6 separate regions of the Mus musculus genome follow, and regions 1, 2, 3, 4 and 5 are each linked to region 6. Evidence: chromatin loops called from intact Hi-C (ENCODE). Cell type or tissue: left cerebral cortex. All regions are shown on one strand. Region 1 has its middle 10 kb from the start of Isg20. Region 2 overlaps Mrps11 (mitochondrial ribosomal protein S11). Region 3 overlaps Mfge8 (milk fat globule-EGF factor 8 protein). Region 4 holds the start of Gm39040 (a long non-coding RNA gene). Region 5 holds the start of Abhd2 (abhydrolase domain containing 2). Region 6 overlaps Abhd2 (abhydrolase domain containing 2).

Evidence for each region. Peaks named below come from ENCODE experiments on the same cell type or tissue, not always from the same donor. Only the 100,000 strongest peaks of a DNase experiment are listed, where the experiment ranks them.
Region 1: it touches region 6 in a loop (5-fold over the local background); 21 of 42 quality-filtered maps call a loop at or near these places.
Region 2: a loop joins it to region 6, with 3 times the contacts of the local background. A loop is called at or near these places in 4 of 42 quality-filtered maps.
Region 3: a loop joins it to region 6, with 7 times the contacts of the local background. A loop is called at or near these places in 34 of 42 quality-filtered maps.
Region 4: a loop joins it to region 6, with 10 times the contacts of the local background. A loop is called at or near these places in 37 of 42 quality-filtered maps.
Region 5: a loop joins it to region 6, with 3 times the contacts of the local background. A loop is called at or near these places in 4 of 42 quality-filtered maps.

What each region holds. Positions count from the first base shown.
Region 1 is chr7:78,922,253-78,926,252 of GRCm38, reverse strand. No RefSeq gene overlaps it. Among named protein-coding and RNA genes, the nearest start is that of Isg20, 10 kb to the right of the region's middle. In left cerebral cortex, a CTCF peak has its summit at 1,768 (motif pointing left); DNase peaks (open chromatin) are centred at 363 and 1,771.
Region 2 is chr7:78,789,767-78,793,766 of GRCm38, reverse strand. It overlaps Mrps11 (mitochondrial ribosomal protein S11), which reads right to left. Exons shown (of 6, transcript NM_026498.2): 4 at 3,001-3,130; 5 at 1,828-1,893; 6 at 779-1,125. The coding sequence ends at 1,018. Among named protein-coding and RNA genes, the nearest start is that of Mrps11, 8.6 kb to the right of the region's middle. In left cerebral cortex, a CTCF peak has its summit at 2,092 (motif pointing left); DNase peaks (open chromatin) are centred at 487, 1,068 and 2,094.
Region 3 is chr7:79,139,356-79,143,355 of GRCm38, reverse strand. Mfge8 (milk fat globule-EGF factor 8 protein) reads left to right here. Exons shown (of 9, transcript NM_001045489.1): 4 at 306-487; 5 at 802-954; 6 at 1,567-1,711. Among named protein-coding and RNA genes, the nearest start is that of Mfge8, 7.7 kb to the left of the region's middle. In left cerebral cortex, a CTCF peak has its summit at 2,312 (motif pointing left); a DNase peak (open chromatin) is centred at 2,308.
Region 4 is chr7:79,244,295-79,248,294 of GRCm38, reverse strand. It overlaps Gm39040 (a long non-coding RNA gene), which reads left to right and starts at 723. Exons shown (of 3, transcript XR_882241.2): 1 at 723-1,892; 2 at 2,243-2,353; 3 at 3,509-4,000. In left cerebral cortex, a CTCF peak has its summit at 1,817 (motif pointing left); a DNase peak (open chromatin) is centred at 1,813.
Region 5 is chr7:79,271,247-79,275,246 of GRCm38, reverse strand. Abhd2 (abhydrolase domain containing 2) reads right to left here and starts at 1,981. Exons shown (of 11, transcript NM_018811.6): 1 at 1,908-1,981. It overlaps Gm31510 (predicted gene, 31510), which reads left to right and starts at 2,218. Exons shown (of 2, transcript NR_169073.1): 1 at 2,218-2,280; 2 at 3,390-3,555. In left cerebral cortex, a CTCF peak has its summit at 1,510; DNase peaks (open chromatin) are centred at 2,149 and 3,999; H3K4me3 peaks cover 2,566 bases; H3K27ac peaks cover 3,711 bases.
Region 6 is chr7:79,347,676-79,351,675 of GRCm38, reverse strand. It overlaps Abhd2 (abhydrolase domain containing 2), which reads right to left. Exons shown (of 11, transcript NM_018811.6): 6 at 3,233-3,416; 7 at 833-925. Gm24224 (a long non-coding RNA gene) reads left to right here. Exons shown (of 4, transcript XR_003946649.1): 2 at 2,591-3,553. Among named protein-coding and RNA genes, the nearest start is that of Gm24224, 4.2 kb to the left of the region's middle. In left cerebral cortex, a CTCF peak has its summit at 1,702 (motif pointing right); a DNase peak (open chromatin) is centred at 1,748; H3K27ac peaks cover 3,160 bases.

The sequences.
Region 1 (4,000 bases), 430 kb after region 6:
GTACTGAACAATTCCAGCCATTCCATGTCCCATGCAGGAAAGATGCTAACTCCATAGAAAGAATGCTTATTTTAAATCTGCCCTCATTCAGGACTCCCACTCCACCCCAGATCTACAAGACATAGATTGGGGATCAGACAAGCAGACCTGTTCCAAGCCCCAGAGCAAAGACTGAATCTAGCTTCAGATATAGAGACTGGGGCAGCAGAAGGGGCTGGGACCTCCCGCCTGCAGTCCTGGGTTTAGACTTTGTTCCTGAGGCCTCCCTGGAGCAGAGGCCTCCAGGTTCTGCCACGAAACACATGTGGCTTGAAAGGAAAGCGCTGGGGCTGGGCCAGGGCCTTGCCTTTCCCTCCAGCTTTCTCATCCCACAGCAGGAAAAGCATATGTTCTTTCCATATAGAGGAGAAATTGTTCCGAGGGTGAGTAAGTCCCTTGTCCATGAAGCTGGCACAGCCCACAGACCACTGGGCAGGAAGCTGGGCAGCACTGGCTCCCACTCTTGGAAGCCGGACCAGGCCGAGTTGGCTGACACCCTCCAAGAGGGCGGGATGGTGCAGGGATGCTGGACTGTGGTGCCTAGGTCATTGACATTTTCAGGGCAGGGACCTGGGGGTGCTGAAGGTTCTTAGGTGGATGAGCGAGCAGGGAGTGCTTTTCCCATTCAGCTGCTGGGCTGGAGGAGCAAAGAAGCAGGGGTTTGCCAGAGGCAGGCAACCTGCAGTCTGGGTCTGAGTCAGAGGTGACTCAGGTGTGTGTTCAGCCAGGCAGGGTCATTTCTAGCTTGTTATTTCCAATACCTCCCCAAGTTTTCCTCTGTGCTTCAGGGTTAGGTGGCAGCCGGTGACTCATCCTTGATGCCAACTATCCTTCCACCAGCCCTAGATATGCAGGGGACACTTCTCCTTCCTGGCTGAGAGGGGTCCAAATTGTTACCCGATTTACCCCATTGATTAAAGAACTTAATATGTGTGGGGTCAGAGGAAGGTGGGCAAAGTGGGTTTGGTGTATGATGGGACGTTGGTCAGGGGGTCAGAGTAAAAACATTTAGAAGATTGTGAGACACAGTTTAGAAAGTCAAGGACTTGGGGCAGAAGAATGAGACAGAAAATCATCTGGAGATGAGACTTGTCACTGGGTCCTGAGCATAAGTGGTAAGGGACCATCCCTACTATATAACCTAGGGGTCCACCTGTCATCAGGCCCCTCCAGTCCCAGGATAGACAGCGCCAGGTGAATGGAGGCCAGAGCCAGCTGGCAGGCAGAGTGCAGCTTTAGATAGACCAGAGGCAGCCCTGACGCTGTTCCCATTGGCCAGTCTCGGGACATTCCCATCCGGGCCCTCAGAGCGGGTGCTGACTCGGATCCTCCTCCTTCCCCAGGCTTGTCCAGAGAGTCCCCTCAGGACAGCTGGGAATAAGGAGCTGGCCCCTTGCAAGATGCAGGCTTTCCCGTGGGTTTAGTACCCCTGGTAACAAGCTAGGCTTCAGGGCATCCAAGCATCTCAGCCTGAGGCAGGAAATTTAGTCAGAGCAGTCCTTTAAGAATCTAGGTTTGTCCTGCCATTCAAACGAATTTGAAGCCACTGAAAGAATGGCGGGCTTTGAGTTGGAGGGCTTGGAGCCATCTTGGACCTGGGCCAGCTCTCAGCCCCTTTCTGAAACTAAGACTAGCAGTCCCTGACCAGCACCCAAGCTTTTTTAAAGTTTTCCCCACCACTGGACTTCCAACCTTCAGGGCAGCCTTATTAGGCTGATGGTTCATGACTGCCACCTAGTGGTTATCGACTGCCAGATGGGGTAGATGAATCCGTCGATTTTGGAAGTTCATAGGAAACAATAGAGCAGTAAGCATGGGGGTGAGGAGCGCACCCAGAGAATATAAACTGCACTCTCCAATCCTGGGAGGAAGTCCCCAAGTTCCCTGAGCTCAGGATCACAGATGGCAGGCACTGCCACAGTCAAACACCTCAGGTTTGGGGTGAGGTGGGACCAGACGTGAATCCCTCAGACCCTAACTTTATCTGTTGAACTGTGTTTTGTGTTGTGTTGAGACAGGGTATTGTTAAGGCCTAGGTAACTTTTACCTGTCTGACCTGCCATTTGTGCTGTTACTCATGGCACAAGGAAACGTTCTGCTGTGCTGTTACTCGGAAACTTTCTCATGCTCTGCTTGTTTGCAGATTCTGTTCTGTTCTTTGGTGTTCCTGGAAACCAAATCGCAACAGAAGTCAGCTAGAACGGCTTTGTATAGTTAGCCACAATGATCTTGGACCTGAACCAACCACCAGGCAGCACTTCCTGTACCCATGTATAAACCTTTATGGCTTCTTGTCTTTATAAGCTGCCTCTGGGACGACGGACCCCAGCATAAGAGAGACATCAGCACCAATATAAGAAACTTCCAGTTAGAGTAGGAGTCAAATAAAGTTTAAATTCCCAAGGCCTCCCTGGGAACTGACATCCTACTTGGCAGAAAGAGACCTCTATGTGGGTAACTGGCATCCTGGTTGGTGAGTTAAGATATGAATGTTAGGCAAGGCAGGTCCCCTGCCACAGTTGAATACCCCAAGTGACAACAGGATACGTGTACAACAAAGTTGTGTTCCTAAGGAAATCCCCTGTCACCAAATCCTGATTGGTGGAATAACTTGGCGCAGATATTTGTGGATTTCAAGTCTTAAAAGATCTGTAGGATCCTGGCTCATGGTTGCAGCCAGCTCCTGAGTCTGGTCTGTGCCCTTGATCGATCAGTCCTGGAGTGAACGTTCAGTAAAGGATCCCTGACTGACTGAGACTGGTGTTCATGTGGTTTGTGAGCGACTCCTGGACCCCAACAGGTATGAAGTGGGCTAAGCTAACTTCAAATCTGCTGTGTAGCCAATGGTGACTTTGAACTTCTGAGCTTTCTGCCTCAGCCTCCTGTGTGCCGAGATTCCTGATATACAGTACCATGCCTGGTTTATGCGGTCCTGGGGATCAATGCCAGGGCCTTGCTCATGCCAAATTCACAAACTAGCCATATCCTCAGTACTCCTCCCACGAGCCCCTCATCTTCGAACCAAGACTACTTAGGATCCAACCTGTAGGGCCTCAGACCTCCTTCTGCATGGGTACTCCAGGCAGAAGAGGCCAGAAAGGTGACCAAGCTTCCTGGGTTGAGGCCGGCTGTCAACTGTAACTGCGTATTGCACTTGCCTGTCACTCAAGCAGTCCTTTTCAAAGCCAGGACCCTTTGGGATGGAAATGCCAAGCGTGGGTAAGGAGGTCTCTGCCCATTAGAGTCAAAGGCAGCTTACTGTTCTCACCCATGTGTTCCACTGCAGATCTACTAATCCAGGACCCGACTCCTGTAGTCGGGTCACATGGGGTGTCTGTTTTGTTTTGTTTTGTTTTCAAGCTCTATGTGTGAGCCTGGTCCTCTGCAGTGTGAAGCCATGAGGTGCTTTCTGAGGGACCCTGGGACTTGAGTACAGAGTGCTCACACTCAGTATGCAGTCGGTACTGAGCGTCCCCAGTAGCTTCCCGTTCTGCTGGTCTGGGTTGGAGCCTCTGTTAGGTAGTTAGATATTAACAGGCTTGGAAAGCTTAGGCGCTGGAGCCTGCCTCATAGTCTGCAGCCTATAAAACAAAGGACAGGGACTTCTGGGTATCGGTGGTCACATGGTTGGGACCCCCTTGGACAGCCTAACTATTTGAAATGGCTCCACGGAGTCCTGAAGTTCATGAAAAGGGGAGCCTTCTAGTAAGGAAGGAAAAACCACATTATTCCAGACACACACCACTGAGCCTCCTCCTGGAAATCAGAGCAAGCTGCTCCAAAGAGAAACACCATGGACTGGAACAGAGGCCTCAAAGGAATGCCAGGGCTTTGTTCTTGGGATTGTAGAAGTGACGCCAAGCCTGCCTGGTGTGTAAGTCCAGTCACTGGTCTCTTTGGCCATTGTCTGCCCCCACCCCCTTGATGGCACTTGCTTTGCAATAAATTCTGTCTTCTACCT
Region 2 (4,000 bases), 560 kb after region 6:
GGAGCAGGGAGACATTTTCCCTTCATTTCTTCTATGTTGGTAGTCTTGTCCTTTCTCCAGCTCCAACACAGCCCCTCCTGTCTACCCAAGGGCAGCTCTGGGCCTCACTCTACCACGCTTGGGAAGGCTCAGGGCTTCACCCGCCCAGTCGAAGCCCTGCCTGGAAGGAGTGGCACTATGCTGTGGGCATTTCCTGCTAAGTATCTGCTGCTCTCAGCTGGGAGGCTTGGGAAGAGCTGTCTCCCCTATCCTGGCCTCCCATGGTGATGCATGATTGGCTGAGGGGCAACTCGGGGTTTCAGAGCTGTGCCCATCTGTCTGGCCCACCTAGGTTCTATACCAGCACAATTCATAGTGCTATTCACGCTTCTTCCTGGCAAATCCTGTTTTATAAAACTCCACCAGCCTACAGCCTACTTTTGAGATACTTTTCGTTTGGATTTGGGGACTGGCAAAGTTCGTGGAGTATGACGGATGAACAGTCCCAGAAAGTGTGAGCTTGAGAGCACCCACACTCTGCTAGGCTAACTTTAAACATGCCCAGCAGCTGTGAGATCCAACAGACTCCAGAGAATGGCAAAAAGTTCTCCCCTCACCCGGGCTAACTGCTCAGTTGTTGGCTGTGACAAGATCTGGCCACCTCAATTAAGAGGCTCTAAAGGCAGTGTGAGAAGAAGGGGTGCAGCCCACTTTACACCGTAGCCCTTCTATCCAGGCACACCTCTATTCACAATCTTTCAGAAGTCTGTAATACTGGGAACAAAAACTCACAGCTACTACAGAGAATAGTTTTTTATTTTTGGAGCAGAGGCTGAGCTGGCCACAGTGGGCCTGGGGTTCCCACTCCCTCATGTCCAAGAGGCCAGCTTGGCACTTCCAGCCTCGGTGCGAGGAGAGGAGTGTTTCCCCAAGGAGGGCTCGAGAACAGCCGGCTCCAGCGGCTTCCACAGTGGGCCTTCTGTAGGATCCACAGGAGTCAAGACCTGAGGCCAGGTCCAAGTGCAGGCTCCCTTCCCGTCACAGCCTTCGAGCCTTCCGGGGTCGGCAGCCATTGTGTGGGACCGGGGTGTTGTCTGTGATTGAGATCACTTCCAGACCCCCCATGGTCAGTCCTTTGATGGCAGACTGGAAAGATCAGAAATAGGCAAAAGGCACAGGCTTCAAAATGATGACCGCCATCGTCAGGCAGGGCTCGAGAAGGATGGAAGCTCACTGTTGATGTCTACGGTTCCAGCCCCCTGCCTCCACCTTGTGTTTTACAGTCTGGAAAGAGGTTCTATCTATGCACTCTGGTAGCTTTACAGGAGTGTTTTCTTCTCCTGGGACACACACACTCACACCCCAACATCTCGTTCTTTTAAAGTCAGAGAGATGTCATTTGTTGGAGGAAGCTCTAGCCCCACTGGTCTCAGAATCCCTCTCAAGGTGCCCAGCGCCTTGACCCTTCTCCATCGCATTCACTGTCTGTGCTGAGGACTTGCTTGAGATGGTCCCCCAGAGACTACTTTTCCATCCAAGGGGCTGGGACCCAAGAAGGTAATAAATTAATCCATGACCCAGGCTTGCTCTGCGGGGATTAGCAGATCACAGGAACAGAAAGGAACTTTAAACAATACCATGTCACTCACTAAGGGACATTTCTATCTCTATACCTGACTCTGAAGAACAGGTGTGCACGTGTATGCACACGCGCGTGCGCACACACACATACACAGACACACAGATACAGACATACATATACATACACACACACACAGACACACAGATACACACAGACATACATACACAGACCCCCCCCCCCCCCCAGGAGAACCGCTAGTAACTTACCCAGCGTCCTGGCCCCATGCCTTTCACTACGACTCTGATGTGGGTCACTCCCTTTCCTGTGGCTTTCTGGAGAGAGGCAAGTGTCAATGCCCCTGAGACAGTGCTGCAGCCCAGTCTCTGGCTACTGTCCCCAGGACTCATGGGATAAGGGCAATGACAGAAGCAAACAGTGAGGCAGAAGACACAGAGGGAGTTAAGGCCTAGTGGACAAGGGTAGATGCTAGTGAACAGAGCCAAGGAACGAAGGTGACAGGACTGCACTGCCATCTAATGGACACTTGTAGATATTGCCTGGTTTTCCTCCAAATGCTGAGGTGTCACCATGGATATCAAGGTCGGGCCCACTTAGACAGTGGGATTTAGTTTCTTTACAGTTAAGTATGTGTCCAGATTAGGAACACATTCACTACAGGTCCTGGAAGATACTCAAGAGCTACCACTCAGAGGCCCCCAAACACTGGCATGTGCTGCTTAGCCGACTATGCTCCGTCTGATGGTCTGATGGGCAATTACATCGTTCTGTGCTTTGGTGATCACTACTCATAGCAGTCAAAGATTGCCTTACGTCTAGCTTAAAGGTCAAGGTGTTCCTTCAGGAAGTATCCTGCTTGTCAGAGTGCACACATCTGTGGTCTTTGCTATACCAGAAAACACGCAGCTCTGGCTCAAGGCCCATCTGGGTTCACATCAGAGAGCTCAACTGGCTCCCTGACTCTGACCAATCCCCAGCATCCGAGTCTCTTGAAAGAGTGGCTAATAGCAGGCTCTTCTGAAGACAGGGTACTAATGAAGTGTCTGAAATGGAGCTGCCTGATTTGCTTCTAGAAAGATCTATGACGTCATTTTGGGACCCGTGCTATAAGACATGCTTCCTGAATAGAATACAGCCCAGTGGTCTTTCATGGAGGGAGTGTTGGTTCCTAAGCCTTCAGCTCTCTGCTTATTCCTCTGAACATAAATGACATCTTTCTTCTCCACTGAAGCTGAGAGAGAAAGTTGGTAACCTTTCTACAAAGGCCTCTTAAAGCAGCGGCAGTGTCAGGGCATCTAACAGGGGTGGGCAAAGATCAGAGGCCCCCAAACACTGGCATGTGCTGGTTTCCGAATCTGGTTTAATGAGACTTCCCCACTGTAAGCCACAAGGAAAGTGGAGCCACGTAGTCAGGTACTTACTGCTGCGGCAGCTATGCCTGCTGTCTGTGCGGCGATGCCGGTGCCCTTCTTGGCATTGCGAAAGCCTTCTGTGCCACAGGAGGCGCGGGCCAGGGACGCATTGGTGGCAGAGACTACCTGGATCTGTGTGCTGGGAAAAGGAGGCACACAGATCTAGTACTGCTCAGGAAGGAAGGGAGCTTGCTAAAGTCCTTAGGAGCCACAGTGAGAAAGAAAAGGTCATTAGCTTCCTCCGCTAAAGGAAGATGGGCAAATCACACACTTAGGGGGAGTGCCATAATCCAAGGGCAGGAGAGCGTCACCCAACAGGGGAGCGTCACCCGAAGGAACCACTTCCTCCTGAATGAAGCCTTCCCTGGGGCAGCATTTTCCCTGATGTGACATCGCTTGGTGTTTTATAAAAACCTACATGCGTTGCATTAGGCAACTGTTAAAAAGACAATGCTGAGAAAATTCGAGTATCTTCCACTACAACAATGTAAAGAAGAGTGTGTGAGGGATGGCTTACAGGTGCACCCACACGGTGGGAAGAGAGAATTTGTGCAAATTGTTCTCTGACCACCTCATGTTTATGATCACTCCTGACAACTAAGTAAACATGTAATAAGGTAATTTAAAAAAGTTTATGAATAAATGCCAGAGACCTGTTACCTCATTCTGCTCCAACAATGACCGTCACATCCAAATACAGTGTCTCCTCTAAACCCGCTACATGCCCTCATCCATGGGCTGTTTTGAAGCGAATCTAGTATCTATCATTTCAGAGGTAACCATAAAGACTCAAAATAATCCCACAAAACCAGTTATCCTATAATATTATTATAATTCAAATGCTTATGACATTCTATTCTCTGACCAAAAATTATTTTAAGTAAGTGAAGCTTTTTCCTAATTTGCTTTAAAATGGTAAATTGTAATTAAGACTGACTTTAAGCTGGGCAGTGATAGTGCACACCTTTAATCCCAGCACTTGGGAGGCAGAGGCAGATGGATTTCTAAG
Region 3 (4,000 bases), 210 kb after region 6:
TGTTCACCACAGCCGTCCCCAATACTGCCGTCCCCACCCCGGCCCCCACCCCCGATCTTTCCAACAACCTAGCCTCCCGTGAGTTAACTCTGCTGGCTCCTTGTCTCCCGTGTCTCCCGTGATGTCTTCTCTTCCATCTGCTGTCGGTGTCCCTTGGTGTTATCTGCTCTGAGTGAGGGTCTGAGGTTCTCTCTGTCTCTAGGTCCTCATCAGAGGCCACGTTGTTTTTTCTCCTCTTGTCCCGTGGACATAACCGGGCCGTGGAACTTTGGATTAGGCTCCCGATGGTCACTGTCTCCCTGCAGGTTGTTCTACACAGCTGGGCATGGAAGGGGGCGCCATTGCTGATTCACAGATTTCCGCCTCGTCTGTGTATATGGGTTTCATGGGCTTGCAGCGCTGGGGCCCGGAGCTGGCTCGTCTGTACCGCACAGGGATCGTCAATGCCTGGACAGCCAGCAACTATGATAGCAAGCCCTGGATCCAGGTAGGAAAGAACATAGGGTAGGGTGATAGGGAACACAAAGAGAGGTGACCACGAGTGATGTGTCTATATATGGAGGGCAGCCTTGGGCCTGGAGCCAGTGGGCAAATTATGAGAGGAGATGGCCTTTGATAAAGGGGCTTTGGCACCCATAGGCCTCTTGGGGTCTTGGAACTTGGGCTTTTCAGAGCGTAGGCTCCAGAACCTCGGGAGAAAAACCAGCCCCTTGGAGAAAGAACCCAGTGAGCTAGCCCGTTGGGTTTGGTTGGGAGGAACTTGATGATGAGGAGACCCATCTTTCTTGCCTCGGGGTCCAGGTGAACCTTCTGCGGAAGATGCGGGTATCAGGTGTGATGACGCAGGGTGCCAGCCGTGCCGGGAGGGCGGAGTACCTGAAGACCTTCAAGGTGGCTTACAGCCTCGACGGACGCAAGTTTGAGTTCATCCAGGATGAAAGCGGTGGAGACAAGGTGGGTCTAAGGAGAGGAGTCTAAAGTCAGGACCCCTAAAAGTCTAGCACTGATTGAGAAGCAAGAGAAGCCTGAGTGGTAGGGTTGGGGTGAATCTCCCAGTGTCCCTTGGTATGTAGACATGGATAGACCTTGATCATGTTGATGTTCTGTGGTTGCAGGATGCAGTCTCACCCGATAGAGGCTCAGAGTAGTAGTGCCCTGCCCTGGAAGCGGTGGTGGTTGTGGTAGATTTGGGCTCCATTCTGAACATTTCAGGGCTACAGTGTACAGTTGTGAAGGTGTAATTAACAAAGTGGGCACCGTTTACAGCACAGATACCACACAGTTCTGTACTGCTGTTTTCATAAAGTCTTTGGAGGATGTACACAGAGAGAGGCCCTCTAGAGAGCCCCACGTGAGCTGGAGTTTATGCCCAGGCCCTGCGATGACCAAGAAGAAGGTGACAGGGACACTGTTCTGATGGTGGTGGTGGACAGTCAAAGCCAGGGCTGCAGGCTCAGTCTATGTGGGCTCGGTGGAGGCTGTTCTTCCACCCACTGATGGCCTCTCAGGCACGAAGGGGAAGAGGCAAACGCGCTTCCTCCTCCAGCCCTCCCCCTTCTCTTCTAGGAGTTTTTGGGTAACCTGGACAACAACAGCCTGAAGGTTAACATGTTCAACCCGACTCTGGAGGCACAGTACATAAAGCTGTACCCTGTTTCGTGCCACCGCGGCTGCACCCTCCGCTTCGAGCTCCTGGGCTGTGAGTTGCACGGTGAGTCCGAGATGAAGCTTCCTCTGATGTTGTGAGCTGCTCAGGGGCTACCGTGGAGACTGACCCCTTGCGTCCCGCCTGGGAGTTCCAGTTATGTGCTGTCTGCCATGCCAGTCCATTGCTCTGGGCATTTTGGATGGTCATTTCACATCTCAGTATTTCTGCTTATTTTGGTTCCTGGTGCTTCTAGAATAGGCAGTGAATTCTACCACTGCAGGGGGATTGTCTGTTTTCTTTGTTGCTGTGTTCCCAGGGCCTCAAACACGTGGGTGCTTAGTAAATCTTTGATGAGGGATGAATGAATGAATGGATGGAAGGACACCTGGCTGCATTATTCATCCGAGATACCCAGCCGGGAGGTGCAAGCATAGAGCTTTCCCTGCGTCTGCCACCTGCGTTGTGTCAGCATGCAGGTGCTTCTAGGACTATCGAGCTTGGAGTTTGGTGCTTCTACAGACAGGGGGACTAGAAAGGGACAGATTTGCTGCTGAACCAGGGAGATTACTCTCTGAAGTGGACCTTCTGACCAATCCTGCCATCTAGTTAAAGCCCCACTGTCTCTTTTGAGGCTGGTTTCTCTTTGCAGCCATGGCGCCACCTGCTGGCCACATGGGGTAACTACAGGGCTGGCTCTGCTGGACTGGAGAGCTCGCCCCAGACCCGCTGGAAGCCAGAATACTTGGAATAGTCGGTTGTGCCTTCTTTCCCTTCAATGGCACTGTTTCCTGTTTCTGCATTTTAGATACCACCTAGAGCTGAGTTTTGGGTCTCACTGTTTTTTTCCCCCCTTAAGTGCTAGCGACTCAGGGGTTTGTGAATACTAGCCATAGGTGCCACTACTGAGCCACACCCAAGCCCCGGTCTATTTTGTTTTGTTTTGGTTTTGAGATAGGATCGCTCTACATAGCCCTGGCTGTCCTGAGATTCACTGTGTAGACTAGGCTGTCCTTGTGCCTTTGTCTCCCGAGTGCTGGGATTAAAGGCATATGTCATCAAGCCTACTCCCTTCCCTTTTAAAAGTATAGAGTTAAGCCAGTAAGAAGTCAAACTTGGCCCTTGTGCTCAAGAAGCCAATTGAAACAACTAAATTAATGGTCAAACGTGGGAATATGGACATATAAGGGAAGATGGACACAGATCCAGTAGTCTCTTCAAGTCCATCTTTGGGGTCCTGAACTGTGTTGAAAGTTTAAGTAGAGGGCCAGGGACACGCATGTCTAAGCAGTCCTGAGTTGTTGTCCCGCCCACTGCTGACTCATCATTGCCTGGGCTTCTGTCTCATCCTGGTCTGGCAAGTTGTTAGAATGTATAAAACCTTCAGGGAGGCAGGTTCCCCCTTCTCCAGGCACGGGATTCCTGGGTATATTTGCATCTGTTGGCAGCCATTGTTTCAGTAGTCTGATAATCAGAGAGAGAGACACACAAGTATCTTTTAGAATATTGATTTTTGCCAGGAAGGTTATCCTGCTCCCAGGGCCATTGCCTTTTGCTTCATGTGACTCCTTATCTGGCAAAGGACAGAACTCAGTCTGGTTTGGCCACTGCTCCCTGGGGTCACCCAGCCTTCACTGCTGGCTTGAGGCCTCTGGTTCTCTTAAGTTGCCAGGATAGTGTAGTCCTGAGTGATTTAAATCTTGGGGTGGGGCAATCTGAGAGTCATAACAGAGAATGAAGAGCTGTGCCCTCTGCCTCCTTCCCACCTTTCTCTGTAATCCAGGCTGTTAGCTGGAGAGTGATGATGCAAATGTGTGTGTGTGTGTGTCTGTGTGTGTGTGTCTGTGTGTCTGTGCACTGTACATGTGAGTGGGTGAGGCCCAGGTGTCCTGGGAGTTCACAAGGCTTCCCAGACCAGGGTTGTTATTTTTAGCAGACAGTGTCTTGGGTAAATTAACTGTTTAATTTAGACAGTTACTAAGTTTCCCCTAAATACTTAGATCCCAGGAAAGAACAAGTGAGACCTTTGACCTCATGAAACTTTTACTTTTGTTCTCTCTAGGGAGTCAGAGGTGAGATTAGCAAATGAAAGGAAAGGAAGGGGGCGGGCAAGATGGCTGAGTAGTTCAAAGCACCTGCTGCTGTACCAGAGGACTTGGGTTGGTTTTTAGCGCCCACATCAGGTGGCTCACAACCACGAGGAAGGACAGTTCGGGTGGTCCCAGTGCTCTCTTCTGGCCTCCATGTACTGCACACATGCAGTGCTTCTACAGCAACCCAGGCTAACACACAGATAAATAGATACGGTGCCTAAACTCTCAGGCGCATATTATAAAGAAGAGAAAAGAAGAAAGG
Region 4 (4,000 bases), 100 kb after region 6:
AGGGGCACAGACAATAGTCAATTTGGTTTTCTTCCAGGTCTGGGGTGACAGGTGGCCAGGGCTCAGCCAGCTTGTCTAAAGTTCAAGGATGGCTGTTTTGAGGATGTTGGGTGAATACCATGTGGTTGGTCTGGGTGGGGAGGCCACCCTACTTCCTGACTGCCTTGGCACGTGGACACTGGTGAAACTAAAGAGGTGTGGCTGAAGGCAGAAGAGAGGGGCCACATGGACGGGAAGCAGGAGGAGAGATACTGGAGAGGAAAGAAAACTTCCATTTGTTTTTTTTTTCAAGTTCCTTACCACCTCCCCGGAGCACAAGCACAGTCCGTCGGTCGCTTGGAGGCTACCCAAGTGTCCCAGCACTAGCCTTCCCTCATGAATTTTTCATTTCAGGCAAAGAGCTCTTATCTCTCACTGGGGCTGCTTCAGGAGCCTGCCTTCCCATCAGCTGGAGACGGAGCAGATGAAGGCTTGCATTAAGGCCAAAATTATCTGTCCCCTGAGAGAGAAATGACACTCTATGCCCTTAAAGGACACCTCTGCCCACATTTTACTGTGGACCTCTGCAGACCGTAAGGCTGCTGGGTTTTAGGACATTTTGTTGAGGACTGAGAGAGAAAAAGGCTTCCAGAGCAGCTGTGGTCTTGGCCAATGCATTGGCTCTTGTCTGGTGCCAATTACTGGATGTGAAGGGGGCTCCAAAGCAGGAAGGGGGAGGGGGAGTGATGAGGAGGTGTGGCCTCTCACCACACAGAATCCCAGGAGTTCAGGTGTCTAGGGGAAATTCTGAGGGGTGGGTGCCTCCTCTCCCTGACCCCATCCCCAAGCTAGAGTGAGTGAGGCCCCCAGATGACTTTGTGGGAGGGGATATGCTGCACTCACTTGAAAGCCAGATTCAGAACTTCTGCCTCAGTGACAGGTCCTTTCTGGGCCTACAAAGACATCTCCCCTGGGCCTATCTTCCCAAGATGGACCTGGATCTGGACCTGGGTCCAAGGGGTGATTATTTTGGGAGGTAAAGGGTACTGTTGGAGGAAGCCTGGATGTTCAGGTGTGAGTATCCTTGTGTTATTTGGGGTTCCTTATAGTCTGGGACAAGTAGAGTAGGATAGGGATGGGAGAGGAAGGATCAGTGATATGGATCTCCAAGAAGACTGAAAAATCGAAAAACCAAACCAAACCAACCAAACAGAAACTCATTTGGAACTAGGTCTCAACATTCTCTCTCTCTCTCTCTCTCTCTCTCTCTCTCTCTCTCTCTCTCTCTCTCTCTCTCTCTCTCTGTGTGTGTTGAGGGGGGGGAGAGGTTATATCCAGTGTCTCACTCTGTACAGCCCATGCTGATCTGAAACTCATGACCATCCTGCCTTAACACCACAGATATGTCACCACACTGAGCTCAGCATAGTTGGTCGCGGGAGTATGCATGTCATAATGGAAGGATGGGCTCTCTTCACCTAGCAGCCGATTGTCTTAATTGATAACAAACACCTGTAGACACGGAATCCTTGAGTCTTTATTTGCGTTTTTGTTCATGGCTTGACCATTGTCCTAGTAGCACTTGGAAGTGAGGGAGCCCATGATGTGGGATTCCTGGTGGATAGGAGAGAGGACCGAGAACCGCAGGGAACAACTCGGGACGGATAAACAACGTTTTAAATTTATGGTGCCTTCAGAATATACTACTGTTGTTGATTTTATTGTTGTTTTTTTCACTCCGCTTTTAGGATAGTCTACTGGGAAACTTCCCTCTGTTTTCCCAGCAGAGCAGCAGGGAGGTTGGAGAGTGAGCAGCGCCACCCTGAGGCCAGGGAGGCAATGGCGTCAGGAACGGAAGCCTGCCGCTTAGGTCGAGCAGCTGCGCGATCACATGGCCCCGGCTACATTTAGAGGTCTATTTTTTAGTCTTCATGCAAAAAATATATTTTCGTTACAGATGCTTCTAAACAAAATGTCAGCTGCTAGCTAACGGCGATGACCAATCCCCAGAGCCCCTTCAGAGTCCGGCCCCCAACTTCCCAGCAGCCCCAAGGGTAACCAGCCTCCATCCCGACCCACTCCTGTCCCTCTCAATAATTTAGAGATGGGAATTAACTCTGAGCAGCTAAGGAGAACTGACCTGAGGAGTGTGGGGGGTGAGGGTGGGGGCGGAGGGGACAGCTCTAGGGTAGAACTGACTTTATTGTTATTTTACTTTTAACTAATAAATAATTAATTAGAGACAGGGTCTCATGTACTCCAGGTTGGCCTCAAAGTTGCTGTGTGGATGAAGATGAACTTGGACTCCTGATCCTCTTTCCTCTACTTCCCAAGTGCTGATGTAATGGATTCTGTCACCATGCTTACCTTACATGTAATGTTATTTTAAATTGTATCTCTTACATATAGGATTTATAGAGTTGAAAAAATTTAATGTCTACTTTCTTTATTTCCTGGCATTGTCCACATGTTATTAATTCTGGTGGATGGGAAGATTGTTCTCACTCCCATTTTACAGACAAGGAAACTGAGGCCTAGGAAGGAAAATAACTTACTCTGGGTCACTCAGCAGTAAGGCACACTGGTGGACTCATAGCTCTGTTCAGTCTTGGGAGATGGGGGACATTAAGTATTCAAGTTCCTGCCAAAGTCTGTTTTATTTTGTTTTGTTTTTTGAGACAGGGTTTCTCTGTATAGCCCTGGCTGTCCTGGAACTCGCTCTGTAGACCAGGCTGGCCTCGAACTCAAGATCTACCTGCTTCTGCCTCCCAAAGTGCTGGGACTATAAGCCTGTCAGAAGAGGGTGTCAGATCTTGAAGCGGAGTGCTGGGAAGCAGCCTGGGGTCCTCTGGAAGAGCAGCCAGTGCTCTTAATCACTGAACTGTATGACCAACCTCTTGCTATTATTAATAGGATCCCAATAGACATTCTAAAAATAAGTTATCAGAAACCAGTGCTTTCCTTTTGTGAGCTGAATTCCTAAAAGCAGGATTGGTAGGTTGAACAGTAGGTGTATTAGCCCTGGGCAGAAACTGCCAGCCACAGAGTGACTGAGCACACCCCACACTAATGGAACTCTCAATACAAATAATGGCGATGTTCAAAAATAGTGTGGAACGATGTTTATCGGAAGCTGTTCAGAAAAGAGACGTGTTCTAAAACAGCAGAAATGCTTTTGCTTTTTAAATAAAAATGTCTATGTAGAATAAAAGACAGATGGGGTGACCATCCGGATGTTAGCAGTGGCTGTTTCAGATTGAGGGGGTTACAGGTGACCTATTTCCCCTGGATTTTATCATATCTATTCTCTCTCTCTCCCCCCAGGTGTGTGTGTGTGTGTGTGTGTGTGTGTGTGTGTGTGTGTGTGTGATATGCATGCATTCGGAGGTGAGCTTTCCCCCATGGGTCTCTGTGGGTCTCAGGGATTGGCCTCAGACAGCCATGCTTGCCTGACACACCTTTTCACCCACTGTGTCATCTCACTGTCCCGACTTTATTTTCATGTTTGCCTCATCTGTATTTTCTACAGGGTCATACACGGCTCATGTTCAAGTGTTAGGTTCTCTGGGGCTGCGTAAATGGACAACTGCTCAGACGTGTCACCTGTCAGGGATGGGGCAAGGATGCCAGGCATCAGGGAGTCTGGAGTCTAAGTCAAAAGAATGGTCTGTGGAGCATTGGGATGAACAGCAGACCCTTCAAAGACAGTGGGGACGGGCTGGCTCTAACAGGGCCCCAGCGTATCTGCACGCATTCCTTCTCTTGCTGCGGCAAGCCTTTGTGCATTCTCCTGGCCGCTCACACTGTGCCCATGTGTCCGGGTAGCGCCTTCCTTGTCTGATCCTCTTTGCTTCTGACTCTGCCGATAACCTGTAAACCCTTCTTTGAGAGTCTCGAACTCTCTTCATCTCCTTCCCAACTCTGATCAAACAAACAAACAAACAAACACTGGACACCCACTCTCAGGAGCAGCTGTTGTGCAGAACTAGAATATCAGATGATGTCAGTGACGACTGGCCAG
Region 5 (4,000 bases), 76 kb after region 6:
TCACTTTTAATCCCTTTCAGGATGACTGGTGTCTCAGGGAGGGTATAAGGTGGGAACTAAAATGTGGTGGGATTATGAAGATCATGTTAAAATCTAGACGGTGTTTAAGGGTGAAAAAAAATCCTGGGTGGTGGAGATAATGGAAAGTTACATGGAAAGGCGACCACACGCTATTTAGCAAACCTGTTATGGTGACCATACGCCAGGCACTGTTCTAGTGGTCCCAATAGCGCATATTTCTCTAATCTTTTAACCAAAGTACCAGCATCATTCCTTGCCTTACTGGCCAGGAAACTGATACAGAGAAGTTGGATAACTTGCCCCAAGTCACACAGCTAGGAAGAGGCAGAACGAAGATTTAAACCCAAGCACTTAGATGCCAAAGTCTGAGCTTCTACCCCCTCTGGACTCATCTAGAACTTCAAGAATGAGAACTCTGCCGGAAGTAGAATTCAAATCATGTCCTGCCTAGACCTAGGGTTCAAGGGATGGAACAACTCTTAGTCCTGACCCTGTGATGACCAGCCAGCTGTGACTACCCCAGGCCTTAGGTTTCTTCATCCGTACAATAAGGGGGAAGAGTTAGATGAGCATCAGCCTTTTGGCTTCTAAATATCATGCTGACCGCCAGCAGCGTGGACTGAGCTGCTTTTGGCTGCCTACCCGGACAAAGCTTCATTTATCTTCACCTGGGTAAAGCGGGTTATAATTATTTCTTCTGCTTCCCGACCTTCAGAGGATTATGTCCTTCCTAGTCAAGCAAATGAGGGGAGGCAGTGAGGAGGGGAAATGCATTCTGCTTAGTGTGACTGTAACCCAATGGTCCTTGAAAAGCTCTGGGCACAGATCATGTTGACTCTGCCAATCCTGCAATCTCTCCCAAGCCTGTTCTTGGAACCTGCCTCTGGGCCAGGTAAAACTTGACCAGCTGGAGGTGAGGGCACCACAAAAGAGGAACCAGAAAGTGGAACCCCCAACTGCGCACTTAAGGTGAACCACTTGATTAACTCAGCATTCAATATAATCTATTCCATTTGTACGCAGGCATGCACACATGCATTTGAGAGCTAAGACCTCAAAAAAGATCATTATGGGTGTATTCAACATCCCCTTGGAATCTAGCCAACTCCGGTAAGTCCCATCCTCGATACAGTCAATAAATGTTGTTCAGAGTGCATGGGTGGATGGAGAAGGGCCTCACAGATGGCTCATACAATTCTCCCCTTCCTAAGCATCCCAGACAGGTGGCTATCATCTGGCCTCTGGCTAGGCACTTCCAAGGTCGATGCTCTGGCTGCTCGGCCTGGCAGGCAGCCCGGGGCGCTGCTGGACAGATCTTGTGGGGAAAGCCCACGAAGCACCTAGAACAGTTGCCCCACAAGCTCAATAAAGTGCGCCTCCAAGTAGGTCAAAAATTGCTTCCCTACAACTTGAACCCATCGGTCGTAGGTGAGCCCCGGGATCCCAAAATGCATCGGCCCATCGAAAGGGCTTGTAGTCAGGCCCTTTCAGGTTTCCAGCATCCTGCACTCTCTACCCTGAGTCTGGCCGGCCAGATACCTCCCCCAGGACCAAGACTTCAGCATTGATCAGAGCGAGGGATGGCAGCCAGGAGGCCTCCGTCGGCCTTGTCCCCAACCTCGGTTCCTCGAGCAGGAGAGGACAAAGGACCTTTAGGAAGGCGTATCCCACCAATGGGTTGGGCTGCCCCGTCATCAGACAAGCTGGCCCTCTAGATCCCCGCAGTGCCAGGTGACAGTCCCCCAAACAGTCCCCACGGATCCGGAGCACTCAAGCTGCGGCGCGATGGGCCGAGCCACGCTGGGGACCGGGTAACTCGGGGTTCTGGCCCGACGCATCCAAGGCGCGATCCCTGTTTGGTGGAACTCGCCCAGCCGAGGTCTTACCTTCTCTCATTGACTCCAGCAGTCCAACCCGCCCGGAGTCCGGTTCCCGCAGCTCCGCAGCTGCCGGCTGCGCTCATAGAAATACAGCCGGAACCCCTGGCCAGCGCAGCTCCCGCCGCTACCGGCCCCGCCCAGGCAACTGCCGCCACGCCCCTGACGACCGCCTCTGCTACGCCCCCAAGCAAGGCTCTCCCAGTGTCCATTGGATCACCCAGCCGCCACTCTATTTGTTCATCGCGCTTGTTGCGTCTATATGGTGGCCCATTGGTCAGTAGGACTGCTCCTCAAGGTGGAGGCGGAGATTCTTAGCGGGCAATTCTCCTATAATTGGTTACTTTTGATGTCTTTAGCCAGTGGGCCTAGATGCTATTGGGTAAGGTCCTCCCCGAGGGGCGGGATAAGGGGAGCCGGCTAAAGGATGGGTTATGTTTGATGGTTGATGATACGGAGTAGAGGAGAGGGCCTATTGTGATGGCTTTCTGAGTTCTGGGGCAGAAAGGTCCGGAGTCTTATAGAGATGAACTGGGGAAAGAGATAGCCCAGCCGTGGGGTTCTCAGCACTGGTGTGCCCAGGAAGATGAACCTGTAGCTCAGGACGTAGGTGTTTGAAGTGTGGAGTCCTAACTTAGTAGAGCAGAGGTGGTGAGTCACTAAACCAGAAAGCAAGAGGTGGAGGCGACAAAGAGGTGGAGGCAGCAGCCTTTGACCTCTTTCAGCTAGGGAAGTGGGTGGGAACATGCAGGACTTTATGGACCTGTTACAGTCCCTATGATCTTTCAGCTTTTAACCAGCCCTTGTGGTTGGAGGCCACTTGGAAGAAGTGACCTTTGAAGTCAGACTGCAGTCTTGGCCGTGCCTTTTAGCCTTTTAGAGTTCTCACTGACTATATTTGGTAAGTGCTGGTTGCTGATAGAAGATCAGTACAGTGCGTGGTGTTCCACGGGCGTTTATCAAGACTAGCTATTCATCACTCACCCTCTCCATCCATGCACCTAGACTGGGTTCTACCATTCTGTGAACCTGAGGCTCTGTTCGCAACGGCACGTGCCTGATGGAGAGAATACTGACAACCCGAAAGGGAGCTCCAGTGAGGCAGCCACCGACACACTGCCAAGGCACGCAGTGTGGCTCCAAGAGAAGAGGCAGGAGACAGAAGGAACACATAGCCAGAGGAAGGAATTTAGATTTGAAGCAATGTTAAATTTTCTCTTAATACATTTCCGGACCCCGACAAGGAAAGCATGAGCCAACTCAAGGAGGAGGAGCCAGCACCGGTCTCCTGTTTGTTATTCCAGCAGGAAGCTGAGGCAGGAGGATTGCTTTACTTTGAAGCTACATAATGAGTCCTCCTCTGTCACAATGAGGCCTTGTCACAAACAAACAAAGCAATGTGAGCAAGTAGCAGCCTTTGAAGGCTACTTAGTGCGGATCCAGAAGTCCCTCTAAAATATCCCTCAGACTCCCCCATTTCTCATTTTGAAGGTATGGGACACCCCAGAGTGTGGACGGAAAGACTCTTGGAACTGCATTGAACCCCAGACCTTTCAAAGCACCCATAACTGTGGGACAGTAGAGAGGAGGAGAGGCTCCATTGCTCTTCGGTTTTCCCCCAGTTGTCATGTTACCTCAATAAAGTTTCTCCTCAATATTTATTTATTCCTCTGTAATCTGCTCTCTCTTGACAAAGAGAAGGCCAGGCTTTGGTAGCAAAGGATTTCACTAAGAAACAACCTCCCCCATGGTCATGAGTTCTCTTCTGCTGAGATGGTTTAGACCGTGAGAGATGAGCTCTGGGTTTGTCACCAGATAAGGATATTAACCAACTGGATGTAGTCACCTCACTAATACACAGGTACCAAAGCATCGTGTGGTTGGAGAGCCGTAAGTATGCACAATTGTTGATTAAAACGAAAGTCTTAAAAATGGGGGATGTATATAAATAGATTTGCTGCCAGTCGAGAGAGTTGTATTCATGACTGTGGGTGCAGGCGTGTGTGCGTGTGTGGGTGCACACACTTGGTTCTGAGCTACAGCTTTCTGGTTCTTCCCTTTAAATAGAGTTGGTTGGTGGCTATACACAGGGCTGCACACGT
Region 6 (4,000 bases):
GGCCAGGCTAGACAATGGTGTTTTAAACACTAGGGTGGAGGGAGGAGATGAAGTGGGCACAGGGGTGCCCAGCTGTGGGCCTGGCGTGCAGAAGGTTCAGCAGGAGGAGCTTGAGCTCGAGAGCTTAGAGCCAACTCAGTCAACATAGTGAACTCACATCTAAAACACACACACACACACATACACACACACACACACACACACACACACATCCCCCAAACCAACTAACAGATAAAAAGGACTGAGAAATTGACCACTTAGAATGCCTTTTTCTTAGGGTGATGCCAAAAGCCCCCTCCAAAGTCTGTTTCTTGATGTTCCTTGGGTACCAGGTTCTATCTAGGAGGAGGAGAAGCATGGCCAACACCCCTGAAGTACAGGACAGACCTAGGAGCCTCTGGAAGACAGCCTGGTGGGAGAAGGGAGACCTGAGATGGGCCTTGAGGAATGGGCTGGGCCTAGGGAGCAGCCGCTGACAACGACAGAGGCGTGGAGAGGCAAAGGGAGCAAGCTCCAGTCTAGTTAGAGAGGAGGGGAAGTGCCAGGGAGGAGGGTGAAAGACTACAATGGGAGTAGTGAAAACAAAACCATCACAGGCATCCCTGGCAGGCTCTTGTGTCTTCCCCACTGCTCCCAAGGCCTGCGCCTTGAGCAGGCGGCATGATGCTCTGCTCTGAGCTTCCCGCAAAGACCAAGTCCTGGCCACCTAAACAGTGACAGGCCACCTCAGGACTACTTCAACTGGGTGAAGATGGTATGTGGAGAGGTTCCTTGTCTCGTCTTAGTGGGAGGTACCAAGGTACCACCTGAGACAGAGGAGAGGGTCCTATACCTGTGAGACAGGATGATCTTCTTCATGTTGTCGGCCATGAGGAAGTTGTAGAACCTGCGGCACTGGTCCCACTGCATGAAGGTCTCCTGGGCCCTGCGGGGACCACAGAAAGTTAGACTCCATGACGGGCATGAGGGGCTCTGTGGGAAGTACAGGCTGGCTTTGACTCTCATGTTGGATAACAGCTCTGATGTGTAGCATTCAAACATCCGGGGAGAAGCCAAGAGTCTCTCTGAAGACGACCCTGCAGGAAGCCTCCAAGGCCAGAAAGGCACAGCTGGTTGTCAGCAGCACGCCTGACGCCCACCTGGCTTGCTGAGATCTGCTCCAGTAGATTTTCTTTTTAAAAAGTGGGGAGCATAAAGGTGTAATGTGCTTAGAAACCAAAAGCTGAGGCTTCCAGTGGAGAACAACACACCTTCGGAGGTCGGAAGCCACTGTCGTGCCTGGGACCTCTACAGGTACAGAAAGATCATCACAGGTGGGCCACTAGGAACACGTGCCTAATACCTTTTTCTTCTTAACCATCAAGCCACAACCTGTTGCTACTCGACTTGGTTCCTCCCCTCTTGACCTTTGACCCCTGTTGCCGCTTGATCCGGGTGAGAAGGCACTTCTCTGAGCTGCCACATCCCATGTGGCAGACGCAGGCTTCAGCCATAGGTCAACCACGTACTAAAGAATCGGCCTACTCCATCCCCCCGCCACCCCCCATTGCACGGGGCTCATGTGACAATAGGCAACTGTATGTAACTCTTAGAGGTAACAGGGAAGGAGTGGAAAAAGACGCATTTCACAGATCCTAGGTTCCTATTGCATTCAATCTTATTTGAACCCCTTACTTTGTTCACTGTGCTGATCATCTACTGACAGCAGATGGCGCTATTGCTGCAAAATGCGAGGAAGCCTGTGCTTGTAAGATTGGGGCATTGAGCAGGAGGGAGGGAGGAGAGGACAAATTTGTCACAAGCTTCCTATTTATAAAGCCCAGTGCTCTGTGCACACTAGGTTAGCATTTACAGCAAGCTCCCTGGTGCTGAAGTCAGGGAGGGAATCTAGTGGTTTCTAACACTAAAGATGACAGGATGCTGACTGTCACATCAGCTGTCAGGTAAAGGCAGGGAGGACCCCACATCTCTAGGCCCTGCTCCCTCGGGTCAGGTGGCAGGCTGTCTGTCCTCCTGAGTATCCTTTTCTTATCCAGGCTGGGCAGGACAGATTCTGGCTAGCTCTGGATCTCTGTGACATGATCTGGGAGTTGAATATTTCTCACTGGGCCAAGATAAAGGGAATACGGATTCAGCCATCTACAGGCCAAGAGGCTAACCTAGTTCTAGAATGCCAGAGCTCAGAGACTGCTCAGGTCACCACACCCAGTGACTGCTTAACGTGGGACCATCTACAAAACGGGTCTGGAAGGCAAATTCCCAGGCTTTACCAAGTTAGAGTTTCCAGATGTGGGGCTCTGCCGGGCTGAGCTTCTTTCTAGCATGATCCCCTCAAGCGACTCTTCTGTTTTAAACCTTCCTTGTTATTATTGTGTGTTCAGGATGATGTGTGGGGGTGAGCATGCCATGGCACACAGTGGAGGTCAGAGGACAGCTGCGTTTTGGGGATCAGACTTACCCAGCAAGCCCCTCATTCACCAAGCCATTCTGCCAGCCACCCCAGCGATTCTCAAAGAACCGAGACAGCCAATGGCTCACCAGACTGGCCTCTGGGATCCCCTGACCTAACCCACCCTCTCTAATTTTCCAGTGAACAGTAATGATGCAGCCGACAATTCCGTTCTGTGGCTGGGTGCTGTGCTGAGCACTTCACACATGACCTCATCCTGTATAGCGTGTCTGCTGACTGGAGACTAAGGGCTGAGGTATTTGCTCCCGCGGCTTCTCTGGGAGGATGGCTGGGATGCCTGAGAGAAGAATCCTTCAGGTGAGGACCTGCTGAGGAGATTTCCACAAGCTGCTTCCGACACCATCTGAGACTCAAAGCCTCCACTGGATGGGGGGACCTGGGGGTCACAAGGCCCAGGGGGTCGGATGCTGCTGTCTGCTGTGCTCTCTTGTTAACTCGTAGTCCTGCCGTATTCTGGAAACTCAGACACGATCCGAGACTCCCTAGAGAAGCAGCAGTCACTTTGATGATCCGATTACGGACCTGATCCTAGAGTACTATACAGACCTCAGGTGTAACAAGCCCTAGGACGACACGGAGGCAAACCCATTTGAGCCTAAGTGTTGGAAACCTTTGCTCAGTCTGCAAGGTGCTCCCTGGACCCTGCTGTCCTGGGCGAGCTCTATAAACAAGTACTGTCAACTGAAGGACCCAAGGGGAGAAACCTGTGTGTGTGTGTGTGTGTGTGTGTGTGTGTCTCTGTGTGTGTGTTGGATGACTCACCTCAGTGCGCTGTACCCCTGGCACACACTGACACAGCACAGGACCTTTTCCTGGTTTGCCTGCGTCTCCCCCAAGTATTTGCACACGATGTTACCACCCAGGCTGAAGCCCACGACGACCAGCTGGGTCTGGGGATATGTCCTCTTGATGTAGTTCACCATGGCTCCAAATTCCCACGTGCAGCCTGTGGGCAAAAGGAGAGGTCACCTGACCATTGCCAATACAACAGAAACTGAAGAAAATGCAAGCTGGAGTGTTGCTAACTGGGTGCCCATGCACTGAAGAATGAGGCACGCGTGCATGTGTGCTGAGAAAACGCAGGTAGGCAGACATTTTTTTTTTTAGCTATGTGAGAGAGAGATGCTCCCTTGAATTAGAGAAAAAATGGGCATTAGCAGTGTTTGTGAGCAGACGTACAACACAAGTCAAATACATTTGCAATGCTCTTTTAAAGGTGGGTTGTGATTTACTGGGTTAGATGCTCCTGGGCATCCAAACAGATTTTCAGGGCGAGCGTTAAGCAGCTATGTTCATGCACAGACAGATATAAATACCAGCAAGAGTTAAGCCCTTTGAGGATTGATTAGCTTCTTAGCTACAAATTGGGGCGCTCTACCCCTGTGTACAATGATTCATGGTGTGAAGAGCCCAGAGGATGTTATTTACCGGACCTTCTTGACAACTCTGGGGACAGAACGAAGATGAACCCCAAGTCTACAGGGACACCCAGGATGCTCTGCAGGGTTCAGACAAATGTTCTTAGTGACA